2 separate regions of the Homo sapiens genome follow, and region 2 is linked to region 1. The links are chromatin loops, found by intact Hi-C in ENCODE. Cell type or tissue: prostate gland. All regions are shown on one strand. Links, peaks and the distances in the headings refer to the core of each region. The heading gives the core; the rest is flanking DNA. Region 1 overlaps PRKCA (protein kinase C alpha). Region 2 overlaps CACNG4 (calcium voltage-gated channel auxiliary subunit gamma 4).

What was found. Hi-C counts contacts between places; a loop is a spot of excess contacts. Peaks named below come from ENCODE experiments on the same cell type or tissue, not always from the same donor. Only the 100,000 strongest peaks of a DNase experiment are listed, where the experiment ranks them.
Region 2: it touches region 1 in a loop (5-fold over the local background); 14 of 110 quality-filtered maps call a loop at or near these places.

Annotation. Positions count from the first base shown.
Region 1 is chr17:66,711,062-66,721,050 of GRCh38, reverse strand. The region is part of intron 8 of PRKCA (protein kinase C alpha); the gene reads right to left. Among named protein-coding and RNA genes, the nearest start is that of MIR634, 71 kb to the left of the region's middle. RefSeq lists enhancers at 5,862-6,558, 7,189-7,248. In prostate gland, for the core only: a CTCF peak has its summit at 5,153 (motif pointing left); a DNase peak (open chromatin) is centred at 5,170; H3K27ac peaks cover 1,687 bases.
Region 2 is chr17:66,972,623-66,980,622 of GRCh38, reverse strand. The region is part of intron 1 of CACNG4 (calcium voltage-gated channel auxiliary subunit gamma 4); the gene reads right to left. Among named protein-coding and RNA genes, the nearest start is that of CACNG4, 12 kb to the right of the region's middle. RefSeq lists enhancers at 1,337-1,913, 1,836-2,130, 1,914-2,491, 3,236-4,189, 4,190-5,144. In prostate gland, for the core only: a CTCF peak has its summit at 4,877 (motif pointing right); DNase peaks (open chromatin) are centred at 225, 518, 3,765 and 4,792; H3K27ac peaks cover 369 bases.

The DNA.
Region 1 (9,989 bases), core at 827-8,826:
AATTCTTTCTTCCATGAAATTCAAGAACTCTCTCTTGGGGTCTGGATTGGGACTTCTTTCCAGTAACGTAACTACATTCCACTTTAAATGTGTTCATTCTCACCTATTTTGTAAATATGTCTTCAAAAATACATGATCTCTTAGCATTCTCGAAAATAAGGCTTTGAGTAATATACTTATCAAAGACAGTTGCAACGTGTGGAGAGATGACAACAGAAGCTTCTTTCTACTTCTAAGATTCCACGGACAGGCCAACGATGACCAACCATAGGAACAAATGAATAATTGTGGATTTCTCCTACCATTTTTTGTACAACGATGAAAGTCCTCTGTATTCACAGCTAATCTGAACAACACTGGCAAAACAACACTGATGGTGATTCATTGCTATTCCATGTAACAGGGCATGGTTAACAGAAATAGCCATGCCATATATAACCAAGGATGCCCAGCACAGCATCATACCTCTAAGGTAATGCCTTTACCTGCACCCACTGCAACGTTAGTTAAGAGAGATCAAGTGTTTCGAAGCAGAAAGCCACAAAGGAACTGAGGGTTTTCACGGTATCGTTAGTGGAATATGGCCTGTGTATTTCTAATAAGCTCCAAGTCATGATATCTATTATCTTCTACTCGGTAACGGGGCAACAGGTTAAAATGATGCTACTTAATGGGCATGACAGCCTCCTGGGTAGCACAGTTAGAGTAAATAAAATGTCCGCTGTTCTCTGGCTCAATACTTCATCTGCTGGGACACGCCAAGCACGCTGCCGCCTGAGGGCCTTTGCAGTTGGGCACTTCCTCTGACCCAGATAGGCACGGGACTCCCTTCTATCTCTGCTCAAAGGATGCTTTAGCCCCGAGGCTCCCTACTCCTTCTGACATTGTCCCTGCACCGGTTTCTGTGGTGCATACTCCCTCCCTCTCTTCTCATTACCAATCCTGTATTTCTCTACTTGTTTGTTACTTTCTTCGGCCACTGGGATGAGCACGCACGGCTCGTCTGTTTTGTTCCCCGGCACAGCTCCAGTGCCTAGGATGGTGTTTGGGGCATGGTGGTCCTCAAATATTTGCAGAAGCAATGAGTAGAGTATATGGGGAAGGCAGCTTTTCATATAACATTTTTAAGAGGCAGAAATGTTGCTTTAAAATAATTTCTACAGCAAGGCTGCCTCTTGTTGTAAAAGTATACCTGCTCATTTTAGAAAATCTAACAGGCATGGATACATCAGAAAAAAGAGAACAAAATTTAAAACATCTATAATTTTATTTTTATTTATTTTTGAGACGGAGTCTCGCTCTATCTTCCAGACAGGAGTGCAGCGGTGTGATCTTGGCTTGCTGCAACCTCTGCCTCCTGGGTTCAAGCGATTCTCGCACCTCAGCCTCCTGAGTAGCTGGGATTACAGGAACATGTCACCATGCCTGGCTAATTTTTGTATTTTTAGTAGAGACGGGGTTTCACCATGTTGGCCAGGCTGGTCTCGAGGTCCTGACCTCAAGTGATCCACCCACCTCGGCCAAAGTGCTGGGATTGCAGATGTGAGCCACCACGGCTGGCCTAAAACATCTAAAATTTTATACTCATTTTGGCAGCATATATACTAAAATCTTATAATTTTATTACCCAGAGGTAATCATTAATAACATTCTGGTGGACATTTTCCTAATCCTTTCTTTTCATGATTTCCTATGTGATACAGATAGAATCAGATTGTTTGTAACCTGCTTCTCCCCTTTGCTTATTGTGAACTTCTGGTTATAAGCACTCTTCTGCCACATGATTTGAGTGACTGCATCATATCCTACTACACGGCTCTACTGTAGCTGATGTAACCATTCCTTATTGTTAGACACCTAGGTTTTTCCTAGTTCTGTTTTCAATGACATGCAGATGAACAATTTTGTGGTCTAAATATGTGTGCATCCTTGAAGTCCCCAGGATAGATTCCTGGATGAATGAAACATTAATTACTTGTTTGTGACCTTTTTGGGGAGGTCACAAACAAGTACCCTTGTGCCCAGCTGCACAAGGACAGACATTTTAATCTCACCATGAATAGTCAAAGAGAAGAGGAAGAAGCCCAGAGTCAAGGCAGCCTAATTCCTGAAGGCAGGCTCTTGGTTTCTTTTGGGTTGTGTGTCTAAATTCACAGTTGGAATTTTTAACTGTACTTCTTTCTCACATGTGGCTGTGTATATGTGTTTTATGTTCAGATGTCAAAACAAAAACACATCTTTTCTTCCACAACACAGAAAGTGGTCTTGGAAGGTGCTATGGTTTGAATGTGTCTCCCTCAAATTCACATGTTGAAATCCTTAGCCCCAAGATGATGGTGTCAGGAGGCAGGGCCTTTGGAAGGTGACTAGGTCATGAGGGTGGATCCCTCACGAATGGGATTAGTGCCCTTATAAAAGAGGCCTTGGAAGCTGGGTGTGATCCCAGGCTGATGCCTCTAATCCCAGCATTTTTGAAAGGCTGAGGCAGAAAGATAGCTTGAGGCTGGGAGTTTGAGAACAGCCTAGTCAACACAGTGAGACCCCCATCTCTACAAAAAATAATTTTAAAAATTAGCCAGGCACAGTGGCGTGCACCTGTAGTCCTAGCTACTCGGGAGGCTGAAGCAGGAGGATTGCTTGAGCCCAGGAATTCGAGGATGCAGTGAACAGTGATTGTGCCACTGCACTCCCGCCTGGGCATCAGAATGAGACCCTGTCTCTAAATAATAAAAACTTTAATAAAAAGAGGCCTGAGAGGCTCCTCATCCCATCTACCATGTGTGGGCAAAGCCAGAAGATGCCATCTGTGAATCAGAAAGTGAGCCTTCACCAGACACCTCACCTGCCTTGATTTTAGACTTCCCAGCATTCAGAACTAAGAGAGAGAAACATATGCAGTTTGTAAGCCATGCAGTTTATGGTATTTTGCTATAGCAGCCCGAGTGGACTAAGACAGAAGGGGAGCTAATTTGTATGGAGAGCTTAACAGTGATCCTTAGTAAGTCAGTCCCCCAAGCCACCCCACTTCCTTCTGACGGCATTTTTCTGGTTGCACAATCCGATCTGTAAGTGCAACCTGGAAATAAGGGCCTGGGTGATTCCTCCCACACAACTGGGTCAACACCTGCTACTTGGAGTTTTCTCCCGGAGGCGGGAATCACAGGTGACCAGCAAATCACAGGCATGAGTCATTCTTTCTCCTGCTGGCAACTGCAGCGAGGGCCTCAGAACCACAGACTGTCAGCCACAGAAGGGTCCCTGGGGAGTCTGACCTGCCTAGGATGCAGATGAAGATGCTGAGGTCTAGAGAGCTAACTTCACCACAGCCTCTGCGCCGCTTCGTGGCAGTGCTGGTGGAGGAAGAGAAGGACGCTCTGTTCTCTACAGAGGCCCTGAAACTAGATGCTGGATCATCCCGTACGTTTCCCTGTGCTAAGGTTGCCCCATCTGGGCTGTAATCTTTGACTAACAGCAGGAGGATGACAGAGCTTTTAGAATTCAAAAGCAACTTGGGGATAGTCTCATCAAGGCTGCCCATGTTACAGATGAGGAGAATGAGCCCAGGGGGCACCGCGATATGTCTAAATCAGTTTTCCATCCTGAGCTCTGAATCCAGAACTCCAGCCTTTGAACCTAGTGCTCTTCCTCCTACATCGAGGGTGAGCAAACTTTTTCTGTAAAGGTCCAGATAGTAAATATTTGTGGCTTTGTGGGCCAAATACTGTCTCTGTTGTAACTCTCCAACTCTGCCATTGTAGCTCGAAAGCTGCAAAAGTGAGTAAAGGAGGGAAGGTGTTCCAATAAAGCCTTAATGGTGAAGACAGGCAGCCGCTGGGGTCTGGGCTGTGGATTGCAGTTCGATGACCCTTGCCCTGTATCACGCAGGTTCTCAAATCACTCATCCTCATTTGCAGTTAGATTTCAGTACAATGTCTGTATCTTCTTAATCTATCACAACAGCGACAATTAAGAATCTCAAGAGCACTAGAATTAAATCACTATTCAGGCTCTTCCACAATGCTTGCTATGCCAGGCAGCACAGGAAAAGGAAATTTTGCAGCCATACAATGGTGGTGAATGAAGTATGTATTCAGCAGAGCAAAATGTAAGGGCAACACATTCAATCGTTTTCTTAACAAGAAATATTTTCATGGACACACCCACTTTGGCTGTTGCCACGGTTAAAATAAATTCACAGGCAGCGAGAGGGCCTCCGTTGTCATGGCAACTGAGCCATTCTCCAAGGAGAAACGTGGGACCCTGACGTGTTGGCACTTTGCCAGATGTGGAAACTGCGAAGTGCTTGGTTCTTTTCATACCACATAATATTCACCTCTAGTATCCCGGTGTGTGATTTTCTTTGCAGCCAACCAAATTTTTCCCTGTTTCCCAGATTTGTCTGTTGATAATTGACACATCTGTTAGGATCGCTAATCTTGGTGGTGCACGCCTTGTCTCACCTGCTAAACACCTCCTGGAAAGGCGGTTTGCCCTTGTACCGCGTTCTCCCCAATTGCTAAATCTCCAGGCTTACATGAGGATTCCCCACCAATGACCTTAAGTTTTTCCATCTGCAACAATGTTTTTCTCCCACCAGGGAGCTAGCTGATGGCACACTTGCGTCTGATGCCCGGCTTAGAGGAAGGCCCAGTGCGCACTGCAACAGCCATGACATAGCATTGTTCGAGAACTTTGGGCACTTAATCATTTTTGGAAACCTATTCCTTTTCCTGCTCGAATGCTCCCCTTTGGAATTACCACCACACTGGCTTTATGGGTTGGCTGTGGCAGGGTCAAGAATCACATGAACTCAGAAACATCATCAAAGTAAATAGTTTTTCAGACTGTCAGCAACATGGCTTCGAAGTGGGTAATTCTCTGGTGCTAAAAAAAAAAACCCGGGGAGATAGAAAATGGGCTGGGGCCCAGTGCAAGCAAGAATAGACTGAAGGAGCCATCCAGCTCTTGGGAAACCCTTGACTTCTTTGCAGCACACTGAAGATCCTCTAAAGCCAAGAAGCAATGGGGAGCACAAGGTGGTGATCTCATCTCTATGTCCACTAAAATGTAAAGACATCCAGGCAACAGTTGATTGCTGTTTGTTGTGTGCAGGTGTCATGGAATCTTTCATTTGCAAATCTTTACTGCCCTCTTGTGGTATTCAGTTTCTGAAGCAACTGCAGTTTGGCTGGGATCTTTTAGCAGAGATCCACCTAAGATTCACTAGTCTGCCTTACCGAGGTGAAGTCCCAGTAAATGGGGCAAGATGGCACAAACAAGACACAAAATTGTATCTACGCAGATGCAAAAAAAAAACTGTATCCTTTATAGTAGATGACCTGAATCACTCACGTAAGTGCCAGGACTTTGCAAAATGCCAACGGAACTATAGAGTGCCAACGGAACTACAGATGCCAAAAGTGGGTTTTAAGATCTCTGGGTGCTCTATTTCTAGAAAACAAAGATCCAAACAGTTGTAGGCCTTTCTGTGTCTCCCGAATCTTTCCAAACCCTTGACTGGGTGCAGACTCTGCAAGCCACAGATCCAAGAAAGGGCCTGGGGGGAAGGGAGGCAGTGAGGGCTGCAGGGGGCCCTGGAGTGGTCCGAGGGAGCCACGGTGTTTATCTTAGAAACAAAGAACGACCTGGAAAATAGTGAGAAGTAACGACAGTTACACGAGGGCAGAGTTCAATGAAAAAGCCACTTCTGGGAAAATCCAATTGAAGCTAAGCGAGCACAGAACAGCAGCTCCTGAAGTCAATAAAAAACAGTAACAAAAAACGCACCCAAGCTATAACTGGCAATAAAACCCAGTTCCCCAAGGAAGAAGGTTCCAGAGCCTTCCCTCCATGGCTGTGCAGCTGCTGCAGAAAGGAAAAACAGGATGACTGGGCATCCTCACAGAGAAAAAAAAAAAAACCAAAAAACAAAACACATCCTATCCCCGAAATGCTGGATACACTGCTCAACTACTCAACGGAAAATTTTTATAAAATGTCTCTGACAGGAGCAAGCAATTTGAAAGCAGGGCCGACTGTCATTAAATTTAGCACAATATTTCCATAATCATTGATTTCATCCTACCCTCACTGAGCCTTTTTAATCCACACCAGTTTTTAAAACCAAGGGGCCTAATTATAGCTCAATGGGACACCTGCTTCCAAGGCTAGCAGCAGCTGCACTGTTCTGGGCTATTCTCTGGGCCCTCTGTGTCAGGCAGCTCACTAGGCGCTCAGGAAGGTGACAAGCATGGGATCTGGGGTCTGCCAGCAGCGGTCTGGGACACCAGTAAAGGCACTGCACACTTCTCTGAGGCCTGTTTCTTCATCTGTAAAATGGGTCAACACTCCCTTTCTCGTCCTGCAGGCTTGGGAGCCTCGCCATCCTGCAGTGGTGAGGGAGTGATCAGAGCTCGGGGCTGGTGGCTGCTGCCATTCTGAGTAGTCTCGCCACAGCCATCGCCTGCTGCCAGGTGGCAGCGTCAGAAGACAAATTTCCATTCCAGGAAGGGGGAAGAGACGAGGGGGTGGAACAGTGAGACCTCTCCTAAAAAGACAGGGGCTTCCCAGCTGCCCTCAGGGGACTTGGACAGGACTGAGGAGCTGGTCTCCAGCAGGAGGGGCTGCCTGAGGGCAAGGTGGAGGTAGGTGTTTCCTGTCTCCAACGGTGGGCACAGGCCTGAGGGCACAAGGGCAGCTGAGGTCAGGACACTTTTCCCTTTACACATGGTATTTGCACCCTAGCTCTCTGGCCCCATGCATGAGGCCTGGCAGCTTGAGGGGGGCGTGGACTCACAAGGGGGCATTCTCCCCAAAGGAAGCAGCGGGTGGGGGGGAACATGGCTGGGATGCAAGTGGCCTCAAAGCAGAGGGCCTCACACCGGAGAGGAAAGGTGTGTGATCGGATCACTTCACCACCGCACGAGATACTCCTGGGATCTCCCAGCTGCAACTGCTGGGCTTTGGAAGTGAACAGAGGTTTTGTCAATGGGCCAGGAGAGAGCCAGGGAGTCTAAATTAATACAATTATTGTGACCCTAAGGGTATCTACAGGCTGTGAGCACCTGGGGGAATGTGAGTCACAAAACGAATACCCCTAGTAAGAGCTGAGACTATGGCTGTGTCCTGCCTGCCCCCACCCAAACCATCAGCTCTGAGCTGGCTGACCACCCATGACCATTGGGAATTCATGGACAGAGCCCTTCCTGCATGATTCTTTGCAGCCTGTCAACAGAGAAAACCAGTGACTGGGGGCCAGACTCGGACTGAGTGTTGACAAGTCTATTTTCAGAAAAAGCCACAAGGTAAAGATTAGCTCATGACCAAGCCAAGGAAGCCACTTTGAAGAGAGGTGTGAGCGAGCGGTGGCACGCTATTATCACTGCCTGGGTCAGGGTGAATTTCCAACATGCGGGTGACATTTTCTTTCTCAGGTAGAGTAGCCTGTTTCTTGTCCTCATAACAAAACCACACAGGAAACATAATAAGCACCAACACAAAACATGTCAGAAAAGAGACTTTGTTGACTTGACACTTCTCATCTCTGTTCTTAAATGAATTCAAGATGGCCTTGCTTCACTGCTGCAGGTGGGAGTAGGGTGGGGTACGGGGAGCAGATTCCTATCTGATGGGTTATTTGTACCTAATGTACAACCGGGGTCTCCCAACTGGGGCCCGGGAGTGGTTTAGAAAGCACAATGAGGTCGGATGCGGTGGCTCACGACTGTAATCCCAGTACTTTGGGAGGCCGAGGCAGGCAGATCACAAGGTCAGGACTTCAAGACCAGCCTGGTGAATATGGTGAAACCCCTTCTTTACAAAAAGTAAAAAAATTGGCCGGGCATGGTGGCGCGTGCCTGTAGTCCCAGCTACTCGGTAGACTGAGGCAGGAGAATTGCTTGAACCCGGGAGGTGGAGGTTGCAATGAGCCAAGATTGCACCATTGCGCTCCAGCCTGGGCAACAGAGTGAGACTCCATCTCAAAAAAAAAAAAAAAAAAAAGGACAACAAAGGGTTCACTTTAACTTGGCAATGGCTTCTTGGAAACCAGCAATGCACAGTGACACCTCCATTAGGGAAAACTCTGTAATTCATAATTCCTGGGGATGGAAGGCAGAGAAAAGGCTGAGTAATGACTGCAGCAAACACAAATCTAGCCAGGCACTGTTCTAGGCACCTTCCATACTTACTCATTTAATCCTCCCAACATCCCTAGGAGGTTGGTCCTTTTACCATTTCCATTTTAGACTTGGAGAAACTGAGGCAAGAGAGATGAGCTGCATGGCTCCAGGCTATACAGCTATGAAATATTGGAGCTGGGATTTGAACCCTTGAACCCAGGCAGTGTGGCACTTCCTCGCCACACCCTGCTGCCTTCTTGGAATGACGAGGTGACAGCCACGTTGCCCAGCAGGTGGGAGAAGAGGGACAGTCTTTAAGGAGAAGGGGACAGGGACAGCCCTTCATTAGAGCTAGGAGGAGCCAGGCAAGAACCCAGGGAGGTGAAAGCCTCACCCTAACTCTTTCTTCTTATTTTTCTCCCCTCTCATTACTTCCCTTTTCAGCCACATCTGAGTTTTTTACACCAGCACCCAGCTTTCCGACATGCTGGGAAACTAAGCTCTGTGATTCAGATGTTTCTTTGGAATAACAAAGTTTTCAACATAATAAAAAGGACACAAACAGCACTCAGGCACGTCAGGCCACACAAGTGGGAGAGGTTTGGGTCCCAAATAGGGTTCCAGGACCCAAGTACGAGTTCCTTCCATCAGAATGGAGGTGTTCCTCTGAAGTAGCAGGGGGTGCAATGAGAGGGGTTTACTTGGTTTTTAAACAGGAACTGTTTCCACCTCCTGGAGTGATCAAGAGGTGCCTCTTTCCTCTGAGAATGCTGGAGGGTTTTACTCCACAGGAAGAAGTTGCACAGAGGCTCAGTGTATTCAGGTGTGGCCAGCCTCTGGAGATGTGTATCCAAAGTCAACACCCTGCATTGAATCATGGGACAGGGTTTTCAAACACAGACAAGGGCGGGGTGGAGGGGGGGCAGTAACAACAGAAGCCTTGAAAGGCAGTTTTCACACACAGTATTTACCACACTCTGCAAGACTTAGGAAACCTCAAGGAATATTTTTTTTCTTTCTCATTTCCAGTATCTCTAGGTCACAAATCTCCTGTGGTTCCTCTAACAGGCACATCTGCAGGGTGAGATACAAGTTCTAGAGATGAGAAACTCTAAAAACATTATTTATTAGATGCTGTCTTTAGGACAGTGTTTTTGAGAGAGCATTAGATGTGGATTCCAGCTTGGGGTCGGGGAGTAGGGTTTCTCCCCTTGCAAATCCTCCACCCGAGCATTTGAGGGTTTAAATTTTCCAGTTTGATCTAATGCGAACATAAAAGCACTGCGACAATCTTGGGCTGATTTTAATTACGAACACAGGCAATACGCTGAGAGCACAGCTGGTGTGTGGCCCTAACCAGCTTCCCAGAAGAGAGTGGCGCTATCAGAAATGACAATAATAGACCAGGTTTTTAAAACCATTTACATGCAAGTTGCAAAATTCCCCTCCATAGTTTGGGGATAGAATGGTTGATTAGATTGCAACGATTGAGTTGGGAAAACATTAAAAAATGAGAAAAAATGAAATAAGAGTGAGAAGGATTAAGTCAGGCATTAAGAACATCAGAACAATTACAGGATTTCAGCCTATGATATATTACACTACATCATCCATATGAACACACTCATGTAGTGTAAATACACCATACTGATTGCATGCTAATGCAGATGTATGCCTATAAAACTTAAAATGAATCTTAACTCATATGTGATTGAAAGATATTAACAGAAAGAAAGGAAAATGAGCTGTCCATTTAAAGATGCACTCTTTCTGTTCATTGGATGGATGCTTTCAATACAGACTTGAACTTTAATCACTGATAGGAGGTTTTGATATTTGCTTGGTAAAATTTTATTTATTTATTTATTT
Region 2 (8,000 bases), core at 1-8,000, 260 kb before region 1:
AAGAATTTACACAAAGGGAATTGTCAATGGAAAATTTTTGAGGTAAAAGAATCTTTTATTTTAAAGAGTTTGAAGATTTTTGGTGCAATGAAGCCTGCTTAAGCTTGCCACAGGACAGTTTCCTAGGGAAATAATTTAAAAAAGCAAGCGTCTTCTGCTCAAACCTCATCGGAGTCACATATTAAGAAATCTTGAGCCATCTGACTCAGGCAGAAAAATTCTCCCTGAGGGGCCTCTCACGACACAGCTTTCCGATTAAGTACTTAGGTTTACACATGTGATAAAGGTTTGTAAAAGCATAGATCTGGGTTTTATTTCCTTCTCACTTACTTTCATGGTCAGTTTTAGCACTTTTATTGTAGGAGATGGATTTCTAGGGATGGAAGCCCAATGTGGAAATTGTGCTGACAGGAAATAAAGATTCAACTGTGGTTGGCTTGCAAAGGCTTTGATCCAGGAATCAATTTGGTTATAAGTCAGAAGTGGCCTGTAATAAAATGCTGGCAAGAAGTCGCTGGGCATAGTGCCTGGGAGCGTGTTCCTGGATGCATTTAAGAATAAAAAGAACAGGCTGGGTGCAGTGGCTCATGCCTGTAATCCCAGCACTTTGGGAGGCCGAGGTGGGCAGATCACGAGGTCAGGAGTTCAAGACCAGCCTGGCTAACATGGTGAAACCCCATCTCTACTAAAAATACAAAAATTAGCTGGGCATGGTGGCACATGCCTGTAATCCCAGCTACTTGGGAGGCTGAGGCAGGAGAATTACTTGAACCAGGACCCAGGAGGTAGAGGTTGCAGTGAGCAGAGATTGCGCCACTGCACTCCAGCCTGGGCTACAGAGTGAGACTCCATCTCAAAAAAAAAAAAAAAAAAAAAAGCATGAAAAGAACAAACACCGGCCGTGTCAAATCGGCATACACACCCATTCATCTGTCTGGAGACTGGGCTTGGGATGCTTTTCATCTAAATATCGGGTTTATATTTTTTCCTCTCTGCATCACAGAAGTTCGAAAGAAGAAGGAGATCAGATAAGTCACTCCTCATTCCCATGACCATCAGTTTAACATTTTGGTGAATTTCCTTCCAATATTTGTTCCCAGCTTGATAAAGCAGCCACTGGTACAGTCACATCTGTTTCGTACCAGATGATCTTCAAAGGTTCCACATCTGTGGGTTTTTGGCTCACTCAATTTGCCATTTAATAGAATTCTCTTCATGTTTAATAACCCTCCTAATAATCACAGAGTTAAAATAATACATTTTTATCTAGGAAATGCTTCAAGAACTCTCAAAAGACTGACTTGAACAGGAAGCAGGAGAGGGCTTGCGTGGTTTACAAAGATGGCAGACTCAAAGGGAAAAGGGGAAGAATTAATTAGAAATACAAGGAAGAAAGAAAGGAGAGAAAGAGGGACGAGAGGAAGAGAAGGCGGCACTGGGGAATGGGGAAAATGGGTTTGGGTTGCAGAGGATGCTCACACAAAAAGGAACCTCAGGTTGGCCGTGTGGGTGTGGTGACTGGGACTGTGCGAATGGCAGCAGCACAAAGAAGACTGGAGACACATCAGAAACCACCAGGGTGAGGGAAGGGGGTTGGCTGGAAGGAGGGTGCGGGGCAGGCCTGCAGCCAGCAGGGAACTCCCCCAGAGACTGAACCTCAAGGCCGCAGGCCACAAGGTAGAAGACGGGAGATCCTCCAAACGGTTGAGCAAGTGAGGACACTCTGCCCACCAGGCATCTGGCCTCCACTCACGCTCAGGAATCCGCAGGCAGAAAGACAACCAAAGCCATTTTTCATGCAAGAGGAGTTGGATATCAGGAAAAATCAGAGCCCCTTTGTATGACATGCCAAACTGCTGAAGCGAGAAAATGTCTCGGGCGAAGGCTCAGATGCGAGGCAGGGACAGCGTGCTCGCCCTGGGGAACCTGGGCCGTCAATGTGCACTTGTTATCAGGCTTTTCAGAGCTGAGGGCCGGAAGCGAGTACGGGGCATCCCTCCCCCATCGCATGTTAATGATGAGCTGGTGACATGGCCTTGGCCGGACTGTCCGGCCCCTGGAAGGGAGCCTGGGTGTCCTGAAATGTCCTCAGGGAGTCTTTGGGGATCTGTGTCCTTTTCTTGCCTGTGCTTTGGTGTGTGGGGGAGGGGTGAAGTGGGCAGGAGGAACCCTGGGAATTAAGAACCGAAGCCCCCCTTCCTCTGAGACCCATCTTCACTCTGGGTCCCCTCCCCTGTCCCCATGTACCACGTATTTTTTGGGTTAGCAGATGAGAATAACTACATGCATTGAACACATGTTATGCCAGCTCCAAAGCAAGCACTTAGATACTTTATCGCGACTCCTGCCAGCAAACTTGCATAGCAGGTATCGCTAACAACCCCATATTGCAGAGAAAGCAACTGAGGTTCAAAGGAGGTGCAATGACTGGCTTAAGGCCCCACAGCTAGTAGGAGGCAGATCCTGGATTCAAACCCTGACTCACTCTGGGATCTGGGCCCTTTATCACCATATCCTACCTCCTCTCCAAGATGCCAAGCAAAAGAGTTGCTGTTTATTTCAGGTCTATGGTGAGACAGATGTGCGGGGAGCCCTGTGCGTATTTCCCATCTGATTCTCCTGACAACCCTATGGGATAGGCCTCCTTAGGGCGTCCGGGAGGAGCCCCTAACGTCTAGGACGTGTTCTGTTGCCCTCTCCACATCGTGCCCTGTATGGTGTCTGTCCTACTGCTGGTGCCCCAGGGTCTCCAGAACCAGAGAGTAAATACCCTGGGGGCTTTCTGTGCCCACAATGCCCGGCCTGAAGCCAGGCACTCAGCAGGTGCCCCACAAACACCTAAGGACGACACAGTTTTAAGTAATTCTGCTCTCCAAGGCAGCCCCTGGCCCTGCAGGTGCGTGTGGTAGCTCTCAGAAAAAAACAAGAGAGAGGTGAGGTCTGGTTCTGCACCCAGCTCTGCTCCCTGCCCCGTGGTGCCTGGGCCACCCTCAGGGCTTCCCATGTCCAATCTCATTTAATCGTTCTGATCATCTGATGAGATGGGGGAGGGGAGGGTCTATCATTATATCCCCATTTTACAGATGAGAAAATAACTGAGGCCCAGAGAAGCTAAGGAGTCTGTCCAAGGTCACAGAGCTAACACAGGGCAGAGCAGGATTCAAATGCAGGTCTCATCGATCCCCCACCCACAACCCCCGTCCTATTGACCATCACACAGACTTAGTTCAGATGTCATCTTCGACTCCCTTCTGCGCACGAAGCTCCTGGAGAGTCAGAAAGTGGGGCGGGCTGGATCCGTGGGGCGGGCTGGATCCATGGGGCTTCAGGTATCAGGGAATGAGCCTGACTTTATCACAGAGGGATGTGTTCTCACCAGAAGGTACTGAGCTGGGGAATGATGTGATCTGGTTGATATTTTTACAAGCTCTTTCTGGCTGTGTGTGGAGAGCAGGGAGAGTGACCAGTCAGGACTCTACAGCGGGCATCCAGGCGAGAGATGACAGAGCTGGGAGTGCTCTGAGATGGAGAGAGGTGGAGGGAAGGAAGGCAGTGGGCGTGTGTCGGAGGTGGAGCCCATAGGCCTGGGGAGGGTGAAAGGAACCCCGAGGGATACTGCAGGAGAGGGACTTCTGTCTCTGCTAGGCACAGAGCAGGCTCTTGGCAGCATTTGCTGGATGGATGAACTGGTGACTGAGTGGGCTGGAGACGGAGGGGGCGGTGCTGTCCAAGCGAGACCACACTGGCGGGAAGCACAGCCGACGTGTGAGGTTACCACCAGCAGGCTCCTCCTTGCCAAGGTGTCAGAGGGAAAAGAGGCCACAGCCAACAGTGTTTCCAAGAAAAGGAGCCTGAAGTCACTGTGTCCTGTGTGGTGCCTCTGTGGGAGCACGGCCGCTGTGCTTCTCACAGCACTTTCACAAACATCCTTGGCTTGGATGTTCACAGAACCCTGGGGGTGGGGCGGGGCAGGGAGGACTCAGGGATAGAAAGAAGATGAAGGCAGGGAGGAGGGACGATGGGGAGGAGAAAGGAGGAATGGAAGATGCAGGGAGGGAGGGACCAGGAAGAAAGAATAAAGAGAGGAAGGAGGGAGGGAGGATGGAGGGAGGGAAAGAGGGAGGATGGAGAGGATAGAGGAAAGCTGGAAGGAGGGAGGGAAGTTGGAGGGAGGAGGGTGGAAGTTAGAGAGAGGGATGGAGGTGGGAAGGATGGAGGGATGGAAAGAAGTTGGAGGGAGGGGAGGATGGAGGGAGAAGGGAGGGGAGGACGACAGGAGGAAAGAGGAAAGACAGAGGGAGGAGGGAGGGGAGGACAGGTTTTATTTGCCAATTTGACAGCCGAGCAAACCGAGGCTCTAGGAGGTTGAGTGACAAGCCAAAGACTGTCCAGATGGTGAGTGGCGGAGTCAGGACCAGGCCACAGGTCCCCTGACTCCAATCCTGATGGTTTTCACTCCGGTGCCTTGTCCTCCTCTACCCTGGCCCTGGCCCTGAGACACTGGGAGGTCACCTGACGCGGCAGGGCTCTCGGCAGGTGTCGGTAAGTGACAGGGAGATGCGAGGGTCAGTCACAACCCCCACGAGCGCTGTCTCTGTTCCTGAGTATCAATCTGGGCACTCAGTTCCCACCCCTGAGGCTACTGGAAGTTCCCCAGTTCCTCTCTGCCTCCTTGGGGCCAGGCTAGGGCACTTGGCAAAGTCACTGTGCCAGAAAATGTGATGTTGGGAACACACACCTGGGTGGCTGCCATCCCCAGCCCAGCCACAGCCTGGGTGCTAGGCCCTCTTTCAGCTCCCAGCTGAGAGCCTCAGTCTCTGATTTTGCAGTTCACAGGAGCCATTCAGAACGCCCTGCCTCTGAGAGGTGAGGAAATAACACCGTGGCCTCCACTGGGGGGTGCTCAGCTTCTTCCATTCCTGGACCCTGCAGGCTGGTGAGCTGACCTGGGGCAGCTTACAAAATTTGGGCAACTTATGTCTTCTGGGAAAAATTCCATGGTTCAGGAAACATGGAAATAGAGAGAAAGCGATGATATGTTTTGAATATCTATAAGGTGCCAGGCACGAGAAGGGGTATTTTCCATGTTTTTTCTCATATAACTTCACAACCCCAGGGTTGATTCTATGATGCTCCTAACTTAACAATGAAGGAAAAATTGCTCTCTGAACAACAAAGTTCAGAGAGGTTAGGCAATTTGTCTGAAGACACACAGCTGACAAGTGGGAGTCTGGACTCAAACCCGGGGCCATGTGGCTTCAATGCTGACCGTCTGATGCTGCTGCTTCCATGTGGACTCATGGTGGGGAGGAAAGGGGGAGCTGGAATGAAGATCCAGCCCCTTCCTGTGTCCCTGGGCCCAGGAGGTGACAGATGCTAGTGGCAGGTGAGCCAGGGAGACTGATGATTTTTACTCATTTGGTTTTTCCCAGGCTCTGTCTGGAGCTGGGCTTGAGTCAAGAAACTGCCCTCTACCTTTCCACATTCTCCTTCAGAAATGGGGTGATAGCGGTGGAAGGAGGAGAGGCAGTTAAACAGCATTTCCCGACACCTCCACCTCTGTGGGCTTGCCATGGTAGCAGGCAGGCCGTGTTGGATGTGGTGACGTGGAGAGCTTGCTCTGGGTCTACAGTCCTCAGAGGCAAGTCACGGCGTCAGGGTGGGAGGGAGGGAGGGGTGCAAGAGCAGCTCCAGTTAAAGTCCAAAGCCCTTGCAAGCCCATGCACCGCAAAGCCATCTGATGCGGCGGCTTCCACGTGGACTAATGGGGGAGGAAAGGGTTTGACTCAAGCCCAACTCCAGATAGACCCTGGGAAAAGCCTGCAGAGAGCCTGGGGCCTGTGGGGGCGGAAGTGGCTGCTTTGTAAAGGCTGTGGTGCTTCACCAGAAGGGTCCCCTGTGCACATTCGGGGTTGGCAGCTCAGTCTGTCATTGTCTCCACCTCATAGGCTCACACCCAGGAGCCTCGAAGAATGCAGACACCAGGGACCACTGATTCCACCCAGAGGTACCCTAACGAGCACTCTGCGCGGGGGGCATCCATAGATATGTGCTGGGCACCTTTCCATTCACTGCCTCATTATCCCACTTTCCAGACATCAACAAGAACTCAGAGAGGTCACCTAACCTGCCCAAAGCTACACAGCTGCCTGGAAACTGGGGTTTTGAACTCTAGAGGTCCAACCCCAAAGCCTGGCCTCTTTCCCCTACCCCATGCTGCCTTTTCAACAGAGTCCATTTTAACAGAATGTCCCTCGAATAAGGGGCATCGTTTTTTCTAGGCCTCTGTTTCAGGAAGAGCTGGGCTTCTATTATGAAATATTCCCCTTTTATTGTATGCCCCCTGTGAACACACCTCTGGCCACACTCCTTTCTTTGTCCTGGCCTCCAGGAAGCTCAGCGACAAAGCTGTGGCCTGCCTCGGCCCCCAGCTGGCTTCTGCAGTCGGTACTGTGGACACTAGCTGGACGCAGCCATCATCTCTCATTTTCCTACTTGATTTTTCTATCCGCCCCAGTCCCTCATCTCTTTATTTATCTTGTCCCTTTCTTCCTTTTATGGTTGAAGGGGGAAGAAGTAAACAAACAGTAAAATCACGGGATGTCATTTTCACAGCTTTGAAAAGTTTTTCATTGGAAGAAGTTGATAATGCTAGAAAAAAAGTCCTTTGTCTGGTACCATGTCCTGCCTCGCAGTTCAGAAAAGAGAGTCTCGCGCAGCACTTCCCGGAGTCTCATGGGGATACAGAACAAGAATTGGGGGACGGGACGTTGGGGGCAGATCCAGGCAGGCCCTCCCTGGCCTCTCCCTGGAGCTTAGAACCAGTTTGTTCCCTTTTTGAAGCTGTTTCCCAGGAGACCAAGCCCATGCACCCGCTGGAGAGAGCATCCTTGTTGAGGGGAGGCTGTCATGGAGGGCAGTGCCGCTTCTCTGAGACTGTATGCAGGTTAACCGCGATGGAGGCCCGAGGCACAGACACCACGGGAGGGAGTTTCCATCGCTGTTCTGCACCTATTGCTGCCGCACGCTACGGTGGCTGTGTGTTGCCCAACCTTTGCCCAGGTACGCACCCAAGGGGAGGTTATGCTGGGACAGAGCCCCAGCCAGGCAGCCCCACAGCCACTTTCTGCTCCTGAGCCATGCCACCTTGCGTAAGTCACTCTGCCTCACCTGTCTTGAGCTTCCCTGGCTTGCACAGCATAAGAACTGGGCAGCATTGTGGTTCTCAGCTCCATGGTGGACGCCTTCTGGGCATTGTGGGTAGGGAAAGCATTACTATTAATAAAGGACTGGGGCTGGCCCCTAAAGCATATGCCAGGTCATCCCATTGATAGGATCGCTTCCCCCACTTATGTTACATGTGCTTTCGCTTTTTTTTTTTTTTTAATGGAGTCTTGCTCTATTGCCCAGGCTGGGGTGTAGTGGCGAGCTCTCAGCTCAGTGCAACCTCCGCCTCCCAGGTTTAAGCAATTCTCCTGTCTCAGGAGTAGCTGGGACTACAGGTGCCTGCCACCATTCTGGCTAACTTTTGTATTTTTAGTAGAGTTGGGGGTTTCACCATATTGGTCAGGGTGGTCTCGAACTCCTGACCTCAGGTGATCCACCCGCCTTGGCCTCCCAAAGTGCTAAGATTATAGGCGCGAGCCACTGCACCTGGCCTCTGTTTTTTTTGTTTGTTTGTTTTTGTTTTTGTTTTTGAGACAGAGTCTCACTCTGTCACCCAGGCTGGAGTGCGGTGGTGGGATCTCAGCTCACTGCAACCTCTGCCTCCCACATTCAAGCAATTCTCCTGCCTCAGCCTCCCGAGTAGCTGGAATGACAAGCATGCACCACTACGCCCGGCTAATTTTTGTATTTTTAGCGGAGACGGGGTTTCACCATGTTGGCCAGGCTGGTCTTGAACTCCTGACCTCAGGTGATCCACCTGCCTTGGCCTCCCAAAGTGCTGGGATTACAGGCGTGAGTCACCGCGCCAGGCCCCATGTGCTTTCTCGAAGGGA